Regions from separate parts of the Homo sapiens genome. Here regions 1 and 2 are each linked to region 3. Evidence: chromatin contacts called from ENCODE Hi-C or POLR2A ChIA-PET data. All regions are on one chromosome and are shown on one strand. The core of a region is the stretch at or near the end of the contact, and the rest is flanking DNA. Distances in the headings are between cores, read along the strand shown. Region 1 holds the start of COQ2 (coenzyme Q2, polyprenyltransferase). Region 2 holds the start of LIN54 (lin-54 DREAM MuvB core complex component). Region 3 holds the start of USO1 (USO1 vesicle transport factor).

Region 1 (4,544 bases), core at 456-2,955, 7.6 Mb after region 3:
TGATGGCAGGGCTGTACCTATCATTCAGTAGGCTTTTATGCTTTGATAGCTGATTGTTATAACTTAGTGCTCTAATCCCAAATAGGTCGTGCATAAATCTAGAATACCAAAAGCAAGGCCTAATTCGGGTCTTGTACGGGCAAAAGTGGAGTAAATGTACCTAGGCCTTTGACTACATCTCCATACACTGCAATGGCAAATGTCATCATCTAGATTGGCTGGAGTTCATCCTTCACTTCTTCCTCCACGCTATCCAGCTTCTTCAGATATGTTCTTGTCTAGTCTCGTTTCCCATTTTCCACACCCACTTGGTGTTCCAGGTCAGGCTCGTATTCTTAGTGTTCTAACACTCCACCCTTGGGTCTTTGCAAAAGTACTTCCCGCACTAAGATCTCTTCCCTCCTCTGCAAAATCAACTTGTCCTTTGGAGTATAATTTCTTCTCGAAACTTTCCAGCAAGGGATCCACAGTAATTTCTCTTTTTCCTGTAGCACTTGCTTTTGTATCACTCATATTTGATCCATATTTTCCTAGCTCACCAAATAGTCTTTTTCAACTAGACCAGAGTTCCTTGAAAGCAAAGGGTTTCCATAGCTTTTTCTATCTCTATGGCCGGACAACGTAGTAGGAACTTATTAATTCACTTAACACTACTGGAGAAGCCAATCAATCAACAAGCGCATAAGGTTAGTTAGTGGTGAGTGCTATTAAGAAAAATTGCGGATAAAGCGATAGAAAGTGAGGTTGGTAGGTGTTAATTAAGATAGGAAGGTCAGGAAAATCTTTCTGTCGGGGGCGATTGTAAGCTGACAGGCAGTCCGTAAGCGCTGTCCCTGCTGCGTTCAAATGAATTAAATCTTTGCCTTATGGGTGATGCAGGTAAAAGAGCTCCGACTCAGCATCAAAACACAGAGTTCTTCTGGTCTGGCTCTGACGAGGAGCCTTAGTTTCCTCAGCGTCTTAACTGTCTTAAGGATTGTCTTTGTGGGCCTTACAAGATTGCGGGGAGGATCAAACATTCTAATAAATGAAGGAGGGCCACGAGAACGGAACCTTCCGCTTGAGTCACCATTTAAACAAGTGTTTGTGGAATGAGAATTATCTTGCCCGCTTCAGGTGCTCAGGATGCAGACAGACGTGAAACTGGCGGGTCCTTTAGGAGACTGTCCCGACTGCGTGTCCTGAGGTGACTCGCCCCAGGGCGCACGGCAGCCGGCAGCCAAGCTCAAGCTTTCAGGCTCTCATTTCAAAGTGTCCCGAGGTGATTCGCCCCAGGGCGCACGGCACCCGGCAGCCAAGCCCAAGCTTTCAGGTTCTCATTTCCATCACGCCCCGGCCGGCCGCCGCGGACAGCTCCGCGGAGCCGACTCGGAGGCTGCTACTTGCAAATTCCCGGGCTGCCCGCCCGCCCGCACTCACCAATGGGCTTGTCCAACCGCATGAGGCGCAAGTACGGCTGCAGGGGGCGGGGCGCAGAGTCCACCACCGCCGCCGCGGACAAACTGAGCTGGCGCCCGCGCGGCTCGGGACAGGCGGGGGGCTGCAAGTCACCACCGTGGGGCGCGCCTGCCGCACGCGCCAGGGCGAAGGAGCGGCCCCGCCAGCCCGGCAGCCACGCCAGTGCCACAGCCCGCAGGCCCCGCGCGAACCCCGCGGCTCGCGAGCCCAGCATGGCGCTGGTGAGGCCGGGACGAGCTCGGATTGACGTCATTCCCCGGCAGGCATGCGCAGTGGCACCCGCAGGATGCAATCCTAGTCTGCCAGGCTGGGCGGCGGTGTGGGCAGAACCTTTCCTCATCCTTACTTGTGAAATTGGGGTCATCGTGGTCGCTTACTCTAGGGAGGAATACTTAATGAAAAAGGGATTTCTATTGGCAAAAGGCAAAAAAATTACAATAAATTTAGTTGTAATTTTTTACAACTCGATCTTGATTGACTTTGTGGTTCCATTATCGGGCAACACTCAGAACGGGGTCTCTGAGGAAACAAACAAAAAATAGAATCGGGCAACACCTTATTCTGTAAAATAGAATAAGTGTTCCAAAGAGTCGAGCGGAGGAAGTTGGCTTTATAGACAGAAAAAGGGCTGAAGAAAGCAGAAGCAGAGAACAAAAAGCGGATTGGTCACTTCAAATTACTTTCATTGCGAGGCGGGGACAGGGAAACAACAACAGAGAAATAACGGATTGGTTAACATTAGGTTACACCAGGTTAAGGACTAAAACAGGAAACTTAATTGTCATGACGATTGCATTTTGAAATGGCCTGGTTGGAAAATTGGCTGTTGTCTCTCTTTCCTGACTTCTCAGAATGTCAGATACAACTTAGTTTTAGTTTGGTGACTTGGAACTTTAGCATGGGTGACTCTTGATTCTTAGTCTGATCTGTTGGGACCTAGTGCAGGAACTTAGTTCAAAACAATGGCCCCCTATAATTTAACCCTATTATCAGCTTTCTCCATAAAATGAAAAGGATAGTGTTTATTCATATGGAACAGTTGTACCAGGAAAAAAAAAAAAAAGCTTTGAAAAACCTACTGAATCCAAAAGAAGAATTTGCGTACACGTTTAGCCATAAAAAAAAAAAAGGGCACCAAGTGGCCACATACAAGACTGTAAATTAAAATCGCATTCAGGGTTAAGGGATGTTCATTACACAAGTGAAAATTTTAAATTTGACAGCCCTTCAAAGGAGTTTTTGTAATCAGTAGACAACCAGCATGTGTGATGCTAAGAACCTGAAGCTGAAAAGTCTGGTCAGCAGAGTCTTGCTCTGTCATCCAGGCTGGAGACCAGTGGAGGGATCATGGCTCACTGCAGCCTCCACCTCTTGGGCTCAATCGATCCTCCCATCTCAGCATTCTAAATATCTGGGACCACAGACACGAGCCACCGTGGCTGGCTAATTTTTAATTTTTCATAGAGAGGAGGTCTCACTATATTGCCCAGGTTGGTCTTGAACAGCTGGGCTAAAGAGATCCTCCTGCCTCAGATGGTCAGTACTCTTATTCATAAGCAACTCTGTATATCGCTGTGTGCCAGGCACTTTACATGTATCAACTCATTTAACCTCTCACTGAGTAACCCTAGGCAAGTCACTCATCTGGATTTTAATATTCTAGGAAGTTGACTTAGTCTTTAGGCTCCTTTCTGTAAAACATGTACAATGATTCTGTGACTTCTTGCATGGCTCAAGTACAGCAAGTTGGATGCCTGGCCACTTTGGTGCAATGAGGCAGGGGGTACCTAGCCTTTCTCCTGCCTGCAAAGAATAAAGGCCAGCAGGCAATTTAGTAACACTCCTAGTTGTTAGATTGGAGATGATTTAGATCTGACTCAAACCTGAAAAGGGTGTAATATCAGTCATGTATTGCATCCATGACTTTCCAATATAGGTCCAAACTCTTTGTTTAAAAAAATATATTAAGAATTTCAAGATGGCAACAGCAGGACATTAAACCAAGTACAAGGTCCTTCTTAGCGTAGGCCCTGGGTGACTGCACATGTACCCATGATGCTGACCCTGCCCAGAGGTGATTCAATCCTAAGATATTTGGTCCAATTAAAGTGCACAGGAAACTGAGATGGGTACCCACATGTCACTCTGCTAATTTGTAGGACAAGAGAACAGTCACATAGAGTAGAGCCCTAACTTTCAGGAGTCTCCTCTAGACTAATGCCAAGGCACAGTATGCCCTTGGGAAAGCCATTTAACTGCTGCAAACTCTTCAGAAAAGGAAGGGACTAGGCTTTCTCTAAAAGGGCCTGTAAGGCTCCGATTCCTCATTTTGTTTTTTGTTTTTTTTGAAGTGACTTTCTTTTTTTTTAAAATTTTATTATTATTATACTTTAAGTTTTAGGGTACATGTACACAACGCCAATTCCTCATTTTGGATTGGGCAGGAACTCATTTTGTTTTAAACCTATTACCCACAGGAACTGAAATGGTTAATTTTACATGTCAATTTGGCTAGGCCATAGTGCCAAAACATTTGGTCAAAAATTATTCTGGCCAGGCACTGTGGCTCACACCTGTGATCCCAACACTTGAGAGACCCAGGTGAGAGAATTGCTTGAGCCCAGGAACTCAGGACCAGTCTAGGCAACATAGTGAGACCTCATCTCTACTAAAAATTCAAAAATTAGCTGAGAATAATGGCATATGCCTGTGGTCTCAGCTACTTGGGAGGCTGAAGTGGGAGGATTGCTTGAGCCCCCGAGGTTGAGGCTTTGTGAGCCATGGTCATGCCACTGCACTCCAGCCTGGGTGACAGAGTGAGACCCTGTCTCAAAAAAACAAATAATAAACCTCTCATCTTTTTTATGGTGGCCAGAAGAATGAATTACAATGACTGACAAGGCTTTGGAAACAAGACAACCCCTCCCCACATCACAAGGACTGAAAAAGGTAATCAAATAGATTTTGCAGTATGTTCGAAGGTGGTAAGTGGTATGGAGAAAAGAAGAGTAACAGGGAAAAGTAGGGACAGGCTGTATGTATACTTAAATATGGTAATTGGGGTGGTAGGACAGCCCTGATCTCAC
Region 2 (4,355 bases), core at 246-2,745, 7.3 Mb after region 3:
GAATACGGAAATTTAGGGCTAATCATAAACATTACCCATGGGCATTCCTCAATACTAATCCTTCTGTTCATTATACACTCAATGTCATTGACCCAAAAAAGCTGGGGGAAAAGCATAGGGTCCAAATTAATGTATAAAAATTTTTTTGCCCAGCCTAAAAATTTGATTCACATGTAACTTTTCTGTAACACTAGTGTTGTGTGCAAGGAGACAGACTCCTTACGGATCTTTCAGCATAACCTAAAACTTAACATGGGTCTTCAGATAACCTAATAAAACAGTGGCTGTTATAGTCAATCAATCCAGCTCTCTAAACAAAGGGCTAGGCTAATCACTCCAGCATTTAGTGATTTAGAAATAACAGAGGTCTCAATTTATTTTTCCCAACTTAATGTACTCACAACAAATGCTTGCATCACCCCATCGCAACTCTCCTTCTTAACAATGAAGGTAAAACTCAGGACCAAAAGAGAGCTCCTAGAGCTGTATTTCATTTGCATTATAAAATCTACAGCAAAATTTTTCATAACTTTACTCTCTGAATTCATGAACTAGGTTGGCGGGGGCAGGAGGGTGAGTATAGAGAAGAACTTCCCTGAAAAGCATGAGTATAAAATATAACTGAGAGTATCTCAATTGTTATATGCCAAATGGCAGGGGCAAAGAGGTTAGTTACTCTAAGGATAACAGAGCATTAAAAATTTTTTTTCTAATTCTTACAAAACTGGTCCCTATTCTATAAAATGTGAACATCCACAACCCAACAAGTTACAGACTAGGATCTAAGACACAGATCTTAAATGCAGATAAAATGCCAATGCTCTGCCTCCCTAAAGAAACGTACAACCCCAAGAACTGCTGAACACCATCAAAGCAACACCCGCCAGAGTGGCTGTTTTAAACATTATATCAGGAAATCATGATAAGTGCTAGCGGTTCCTCTAGGCCTCAGCAGCAGCCTTAGGTATAAGAGCAAACTGGAGCCCTCTTAACACTCAAAGAATAATGTTGATGTCATGACGAGGCTACTGATTCTTCGCACTCCGGACAAGTCATTCCTTGATCCACCGCGCAATTCTTTCCCCACCCACCCCCATCCCCCCAAATAAAGAGATCTCCGGACAGAGAAGCCCTCGGGTACCCCATCCTCCTCTACCTCCAGCGGCTGCCGCTTTCTCCTCCCTCGGGCTCCGAGGTAGGGGCTCCAGAAGGTCCTGGGCAATCCCGAGCCCCGGCGGGGCTTGTTTTGCCCGTGCACGATAGCTCTGGCCAGCAGCTTCCTTTCCCAGTTTGTCCAAACTGGAGCGCTCCAGGGTACCCGGGGACCGAGAAGGGAGCCGGGGTGGCGACGTCGCCGTCGCCGCCGCCTCTGGTATGTCAGGGGCCGGGATTGTATTTCGAAAGATCCGCCATTTTCACCTCGTCATCACCATCACAGCTCAGCAGCTTCCCCGACAGCCGGAGCCCGGGCCGCCGCCGCCGCCGCCACCACCAGTAACCTCCCCCTTCCTCCTCCTCCCCTCCCCGCCCGCCCCACCCGGGAGGCGCACACCCACATATCCGGGGAAGCCTCCCGCCGCCCCGCCAACCTTCAAACGCACAAGGGCCGTGCAAGTGCACACGGGCTACGCCGAGACCTTTCACCCCCGGGCGGAGCACGGGCCCCCGCAGGGACGCCAAAGGAAGTCGCGCCACCTGCGGGGTCCCAAGTCCGGCATATTTTTGTTTGCAAGACCAAAAGCCATGCGGAGGGTGGCATAAGGACAATAAAGAACCCAAACTCTTTCATTTTCAGAGCAGCAACTTGAGAGAGATGGTGGAATGCGTTTCATTCACTGTGGCTATCTCAGGCACTAAAAACACTGTGAAAGACCTTTAATGTCATTCACCAACTTTGACATTTTACCCCACCCGCAGAACTACTTTGACAGGATGAGCTATTTCCATATGCATGTTCGACCTTTGACACCTTTGTCAATTACAGGCAGCAATCCTCATGCAGATGAAGTGGTCAAAATATCTAATTTAAAAAAATAAAGTTCTGAGCTATCTTCCTCTCCAACTTAATTTATCTGGTCATTTCTGTCCATGAACACTGCGACTTCCAATCTGTCATCGGTTTAAGACGTCAAAGCGCAACTAGATTTGAAATGATTGAACTAATTGTAGAAACATTCATGAATGATCGATTTCTAAAATATTGAAAATATAACTCTTAGCTAAAATTATTTGCCAAATGTTTTTTTAGGATCTAAGTCATCAAATTAAAAAAAAACCATCTGCTGCTGATATATTTGTTCTGTACAGTAAAAATAAACAGCTTGCTTCAGAACAAGATCCTAGAGCTACCTACTAGGTAGGTAAGAGTTACCAGCTCTTGTCATCAGTCAGTTGAATAAGTAACCAAAAGAGAACAGAGGTAATTCTTAATCATTTAAAAAATAACAAAACATAAGCTGCAAGGCTTCTGAAGAGATCAGCATTAAAAAAAAAAAAAAAGGAAACTGGCTGCCTTTGTCAATTTTAGAAAGAGTTAACCATCCAAAAGCTGAATTCTGTATCATTCAACCACAACATAAGCTCTGGGCAAACTGAATTTCAAGGCTGCGAACAGGGCCACTCTACTGTCTAAGTTAGTGTAGGAAGAGTAAGGTTGAAGTTGAAGTTGAAAAAGTCATTTCATTTCCCTACCTTGTTTCAATGGCAACTCCATATAAAAGTCGGTAGATTCAGCCTTCAACAAGGGCTGTCCACCACCCACCCCAATTGCTGTTTTTATATGCAGACTACCAGATGCTGAGAGTATAAAGTGTTCTCAATTACTTCATCTTTAAACTTCATTTCCCCACTGACGGCCCCGTCCATCCGCACTCTGCTTGGTTGTTTACCGTTGCTGGCCAAGCTAAGTCCCGGCCCGCTCCCTTCCCCCGTGCACCTCGGGAACATTATGACATTTGGCTGGTGGGCTTCGCGAGGAAAACGGACACGCACGAACAAGAGCCTGTACAAAGGGGCATAGGAAGAACGCGGCGGCGGGCAGTAGGGAGAGGAGGGACTGGCACAAAATGACACAGCAGCAAAACCGGTTCCCAGAAACCTGGGGCCGCCACGGGTGGCTTGTTGGGTCGCGCAGTGTGCGTGTCAACAGCCGCAGGAGCCCTTACTCCAGACCGCCGGGCAGGCGGCTGGCCGAGCGCTGGCCCTGCCGGGTGACAGCCACCCTCTCGGGAGCCGACGGGAAGAGACCGAGCCCCAAGGATCCTTCGCCCCCCGCAACCCAGCTTCAGGGAAGGGGCGCGGCGGACCCCGCTGGCGGGTTCCCGCTCCCCGCCAAGGCCCACCGGCCCGGGCTCCCGGAGGGAGCGGTCCAGCGCTCTCCGCCCGCGCAGGCACTCGCAGCGGGGGCCGGTTCCCCCTTCCCGCCAGCCCGCCCAGGAGCCCCCATCCCGGGGGCTGACACTCACCAAAGCCGGCGGCGCCGCCGCCTCCTGGTCGCGCGGCGCTCCCTGGGCTCCCAGCAGCAGCGGCGGCGGCGGCGCCTCCGAGACACAGACCAGGGTTTGTTCAAAATCACGCGCCCAGCCCCATTCCACCGCCGCATCCCATAATACGCTGGGCCCTCCCCGCCCGCGCGCCCCTCTCTGCCCGCCCCTGCGCTCCGCACCCCGCCCCACGGCCGGCTTCCTTCGCTCCGCCTCTTCCGCGGCGCCTCGTCCCTCCCCTTGGCAACCCAAGCCCGCGTCATTCCGCCGGGCTCCGCCAGGGCGCTCCAGTTCCACGTGACGCCGAGTGGCGCCCGGTCAAAGCGATCGCACGGAATGTTCCATCGGACTGAAGCTGATGGGGGGAGGACCCGCATCGCGCTGCGGTTGGGAGAGACCGTCCCTTCGTCTAGCTTTCCTTGTTAGGAAGTCCGGGTTGTAGGTGCGACTTCCAGGATATCCCGCTGTTTGATGTGCTTGAGTGAGGAGGTGATCAGTAGTCACAAATGCCAAGTCACTGTGTTTTTAGGCACTAGTTTTGCAGTGTCGCTAAAAAGCCACAGGGAGATTCATTGAGAGTTAAACTTATTTTGAAAGACGTTTTGCATTTCTTGCAACACGCAGCTAAGACTAACACAGTCAAAATTATTTGTATTTAATCACCTTTTATTTTTTCCCGCGATTTATATGATATCCAAATACGGAGTCGGATGAACAGACGCTGACAGATCATTCTGAGGGGAAAAAAAAATTATTCTGAGAGATTATTATCAACTGCTGTGAGTGCGACAAGCACTACATATACGAAAATAGAAAATACAAGAGTGTAAATGTAAGATGGTGCGATACAGTGTATAATTTGCTAATGGAGTA
Region 3 (4,437 bases), core at 462-2,961:
GTATAATATTCATATATTCTTTCAATAATTTATTCATTTATCCATCAATATCACCTTTTATGAGACAGTGGTAAGCAACAGAGATATAAAATGAATAACATAGTCCTGCCCTTAACAGTTTGGTTTAGCAAGCATTTATTCAATGTACACCATATACAGTATCAATAACTGCAAAGTGCTAACATATAGATGTGTACCTACATTTTAGGGAAAGCTTTCAAGAATGATGTCAGAGTTGAGCCTTAAGGAATTAGCAGGAGTTTGCTTGATGAAGAGAAAGGAAGGGAAGGGCATATCCAGGTCTGAGAAAAATGCCCAGAGTATGTGGGGGAGGCAGGAGCTGAAAAAGTAGGCAGGAGCTAAATCATAACAGGCCTGTATGACAAACTAAGGAGTTTGCACTTTATTCTGGACAGAATGGGGAACAACTGGAGGATTTTAAGAGGAATGACATGAACAGATGTTTTGTTGTTGTTAGTCTCACCCAAGGATGGACTGGAGATTGGACTGGAAGGAAGCCAGGGCTGAATGCAGACAAACTAATTAGGAGGCTGTTGCTGTCATCTCAATGAGAAATGATGAGAAGAACATAATCTATGTCACAGGCACAGAGGATGGAGAGCAGAACACCTATTTGAGAAATATTCTATAAATAGAAATGATAGGACATGACTATTGATTGGACATGTGTGGGTGGAAAGCCAGAGTCTAAGATTCTTCCCAGCTTCCTCTGTCTAGCTTAGGCAATTATTTGGACAGTGGTACTACTGAGCACGGCACGCACACAGTAGAAGCAGCATATTGACTTTTTTTCTTTAAGGGAGGCAGGGAAAGATGACGAGTTCAATTTTAAATGCTGAATCTGAGACCTGTGGGGAATCCAAGGGGAGAGGTGCATGAGTCAGTTAGCTAACTAGACCTGTGCTTTTTAGCCTCAAGAAATTTACAAGACTATTCCAGAAGCATGTGTACTGACAACCTCACTGCCAAAGGAACAGGCATACCAATTAGAGAAAATGACAATTTTTCATGTTAAAAAAAAAAAAACTGAAAACACAGGGGTTGAGAGTTAATAACGAAACATTATGTTACTCGCCAAACTGACACAGCAGAACAATGTATTTCTCTAGTAAGCTAAATGTAGGGTTTGATGGGTTTCCTCCTGACGACACTTGAAAATAGAGGTGTACCTGGTGTTTAGATCTAGGAATTCCTTTCAGCAGGTTTGAAGAGCAAGAGCTGAGAAATGCGCCCTCCAGTGGCAGTGGAATGAGGGGTGTCTAGTAACCCTTTTTACCACCAAACAAAGCCCTGTAAAGAAATGCAATTTACCGGGATCAGAAAGCCACAATGCTGGTACCAGTAAACCGTCAAACCAAGCGAACCCTCTCAGGCGCCAGGAAGCCTTACCTGTCACGTTGGCCAAAGGAAAATTTCACTTTCGACTCAACAAAATAAGACCTCAGATTTGATAGCTTGCAGTAAGTCCCGCTTGGCGACGATTAAACACCCTGCAAGTCGAAACGCGTAGTCTAATCAAATCCTCTCCAGCCTGCAGGGCCGGGCTTCCACCACGTGGGTGGCTGCGGCCAGCAGGATCAATCCGCGAAGGGTGGGGGTAGGAGGCGTGCCCCTGCGGTGGGAGGCGGGGTCTGCGCAGTGGGTGGGGCTTCGGCGGAACCTAGCTAAGAGGTTCCTCTCGCCTCCGCTCCCCTTTTGCCTTCAACCTTCGAGCCGCCACGTAATGCCACGTCCCCGCGCATGCGCATCTTGGCCGCTGCTGGCGGCTGTTTCCGGGCTTAGAGGGCTGGAGTGGCCGCCGAGTTGGAGGCGGTGGTGGCAGCAGTAGGAGTGTGTAGAGTGCGGGATTGGGGCCCAGGCCCTGCGGAGGGCGGGGGAAGTTGTCTTCTTTTTTTTCCGGAGGGGCCGGTAAACCTGGTGGCTGAACGGCAAGATGAATTTCCTCCGCGGGGTAATGGGGGGTCAGAGTGCCGGACCCCAGCACACAGAAGCCGAGACGGTGAGAGGAGCAGCGGGTCTGGGACTTGGGAAGGGGTCCGGGCAGGGACGGGGACGGAGCACTCGGAGACCCGAAGGTCACCTCCAGCGTCCCACCATGGAGGGGGCATCCACATGCCGCCTCCCCCTTTGCCCTCCTTCCGCTCCTGAAATCCCAGAGTTATTCAATCACGCCCCCAGCTCAGTCCCCATTGCTGCCGTTCGGCCGGACTGACGGCGGCCGCGCCCCGCAGCTCTGTAGGCCCTGAAGCTCGGGCTAGGAGAGTGGTCCGCAGGTGGTACCGCACGGGAAGGGACGGATGCGCGGCCGAGCTGGCCCGAACTGCCTCCCACGCCCCTCGGGGCCGTGGGCCCCTCCCTCTTTCTCTTTCGCTCGTCTGCACTGGCCGAGAGGAGCCTGAAGTCCTGCTCCCTCCCTCGCAGTCTGAAACTGGGGCGTTGGGGAAAACTGCGAGAAGGTTTAAAACCCAGCTGTTGGTGAGAGCATTTGGCTAAGAATAAAACGATATTCTTTGAAGGACAAATCCACCTGCTCCTGTCCCATCAACTGGAAGAGCGGTCGTTCTGCCTGGTGTTATTTGTTCAGATCCGGCTTTTCGGGCTCACCCAAATATATATCATTTGGCAAATGCTACCTTGAACGTAGTAGGGATCTTAAGCGCTCAAACTGCTTTGGGGACACGTCCACCGCTTTCTGCCTGAACTCCTAATGACATGATTTGCGGCGTTATTTAAAAAAAAAAAAAAATGGTTAGCCGCTGAAAACATTATTTAATAGTTGCTTAGATTCTAGGTTTAGAATACACTTATTTTGAAGTTTGGTTAGTGTTTAATGGAATCGAGGGTGTATGCCTTTTTGAAATAAACTTTTTATTTGAGAAGAATTTTAGATCTACATAAAAGAGACTAAGTATAACACTTTAATGGCTAACTTTGTTAATGGGATCCTGAGGGATAATATAGTAGCTTTCATTTGTCAGGCTCTTACCTTGTGCTAGGTTCTGTGCTGAGCTCTTTATATTCCACATTATGCTTTAATCGTTAACTACCCTGCAAGATAGGTGAGAGTATTCTCACCTTAAAAGTCAAAAAATGAGACTGAGAGGGGTGAAGTAGGCCGGACGCGGTGGCTCACGCCTCTAATCCCAGCACTTTGGGAGGCTGAGGCCGGCGGATCACCTGAGGTCGGGAGTTCGAGACCAGCCTGACCAACATGGAGAAACCCCGTCTCTACTAAAAATACAGAATTAGCCGGCCGTGGTGGCACATGCCTGTAATCCCAGCCACTCGGAAGGCTGAGGCAGGAGAATCGCTTGAACTCGGGAGGCGGAGGTTACGGTGAGCAGAGATCGTGCCATTGCACTCTAGCCTGGGCAACAAGAGCGAAACTCTGTCTCAAAAAAAAAAAAAAAAAAAAGGGGTGAAGTAACTTGACCAATGTCACACTGCTAATAATAGAGCCAGGATTCAACCAAGAGGTACCTTACTTCAAAGCCTTCACTTTATTGCTCATGCCTGTATTTCAATACTTTTTGGGAACTTTATATAGTATTACTAAAATTAACTGCAGCTAGTCGCAGTGACACAGGCCTATAATCCCAGCTAAGGGGATGCTAAGCCAGGAGGATCGCTTGAGCCCAGGAGTTTGAGACTAGCCTGGGCAGCATGAAGAGACTCCATCTCAAAAAAAAAAAAAATAACTGCGCAGGTCTGGTTAGAATTGTTTAAAGCATAAGATGAAAGCCGGTAAATCTGTTTCTTTCATTTGAAAATCACTTTTCTGTCTCTCACTGTAACACACGCACACATTTGGCTTCACTCATCCATTCCCACTTGGCAACAAGGCAGCCTGAGCTACCCTACTAGAAGATCATGTTCTGTCTAGATTACCAGAGTCATACCATAATCACAGCCCACCACTTTTTTGTCTGATATTTGTGTTTGTGGCACCAGGTTATGAAATATGGTTTATTACAGCTTGCTTTGTGGAGTTAGACTTTGATTTGAATCCTGGCTTTCCACCCCTGATTGGATTGGATATGTAAGAGATAGCTAATACCCTCTAAGTAAAATGAGGAAAATGCCTGCTTTTTAGGATGTAATGAAGATTAAGTGAAATAAGTAGAAAGAGCCTGGCACTTAGTAGATGTATAATGAGAGGTAATTTTTACTATGTGTGGGTTGAACGAAGAATACCCTTTCCTGTTTTTGTTATTATTGGCCTTGTCACAGTGACTTCTGTAGAAAAGATGGAATAGAATTCACAGTGTATAGGATTTTAAAGCTAGAAAGTCCCAGATAGAGCCTCTTCATTTTATAGTCACAGAGCACTAAAGTAGCTTGCACAAGGTTGAAGAGTTGGAGCTAGAACATTTTGATCTTGCCACTGTGGATGGAACAACATAGTTTTTATATCAC

Evidence for each region. Hi-C counts contacts between places; a loop is a spot of excess contacts on that map. ChIA-PET counts read pairs that join two places held with the same protein, here RNA polymerase II (POLR2A). Pooled maps may share reads with other maps.
Region 1: a loop to region 3 is called in a pooled map, with 4 times the contacts of the local background. The contact joins the promoter of COQ2 here to the promoter of USO1 in region 3. A Hi-C loop is called at or near these places in 4 of 50 pooled maps.
Region 2: a map of naive thymus-derived CD4-positive, alpha-beta T cell shows a loop between it and region 3 (7-fold over the local background). The contact joins the promoter of LIN54 here to the promoter of USO1 in region 3. A Hi-C loop is called at or near these places in 1 of 168 maps with a recorded cell type or tissue (naive thymus-derived CD4-positive, alpha-beta T cell) and 10 of 50 pooled maps. POLR2A ChIA-PET finds 5 or more read pairs at or near these places in 1 of 52 experiments (RWPE1).

The regions. Positions count from the first base shown.
Region 1 is chr4:83,283,093-83,287,636 of GRCh38, forward strand. COQ2 (coenzyme Q2, polyprenyltransferase) reads right to left here and starts at 1,706. Exons shown (of 7, transcript NM_001358921.2): 1 at 1,420-1,706. The coding sequence starts at 1,672. RefSeq lists enhancers at 1,109-1,348, 1,544-1,838 and a silencer at 1,409-1,738.
Region 2 is chr4:83,009,328-83,013,682 of GRCh38, forward strand. It overlaps LIN54 (lin-54 DREAM MuvB core complex component), which reads right to left and starts at 1,496. Exons shown (of 13, transcript NM_194282.4): 1 at 1,157-1,496. RefSeq lists enhancers at 1,336-1,435, 3,317-4,202, 3,810-3,939 and silencers at 1,506-1,585, 3,310-3,639.
Region 3 is chr4:75,722,866-75,727,302 of GRCh38, forward strand. It overlaps USO1 (USO1 vesicle transport factor), which reads left to right and starts at 1,712. Exons shown (of 24, transcript NM_003715.4): 1 at 1,712-2,020. The coding sequence starts at 1,955. It also overlaps a transcript of G3BP2 not described here. RefSeq lists enhancers at 902-1,822, 1,823-2,742, 1,839-1,918 and silencers at 1,499-1,668, 2,003-2,180.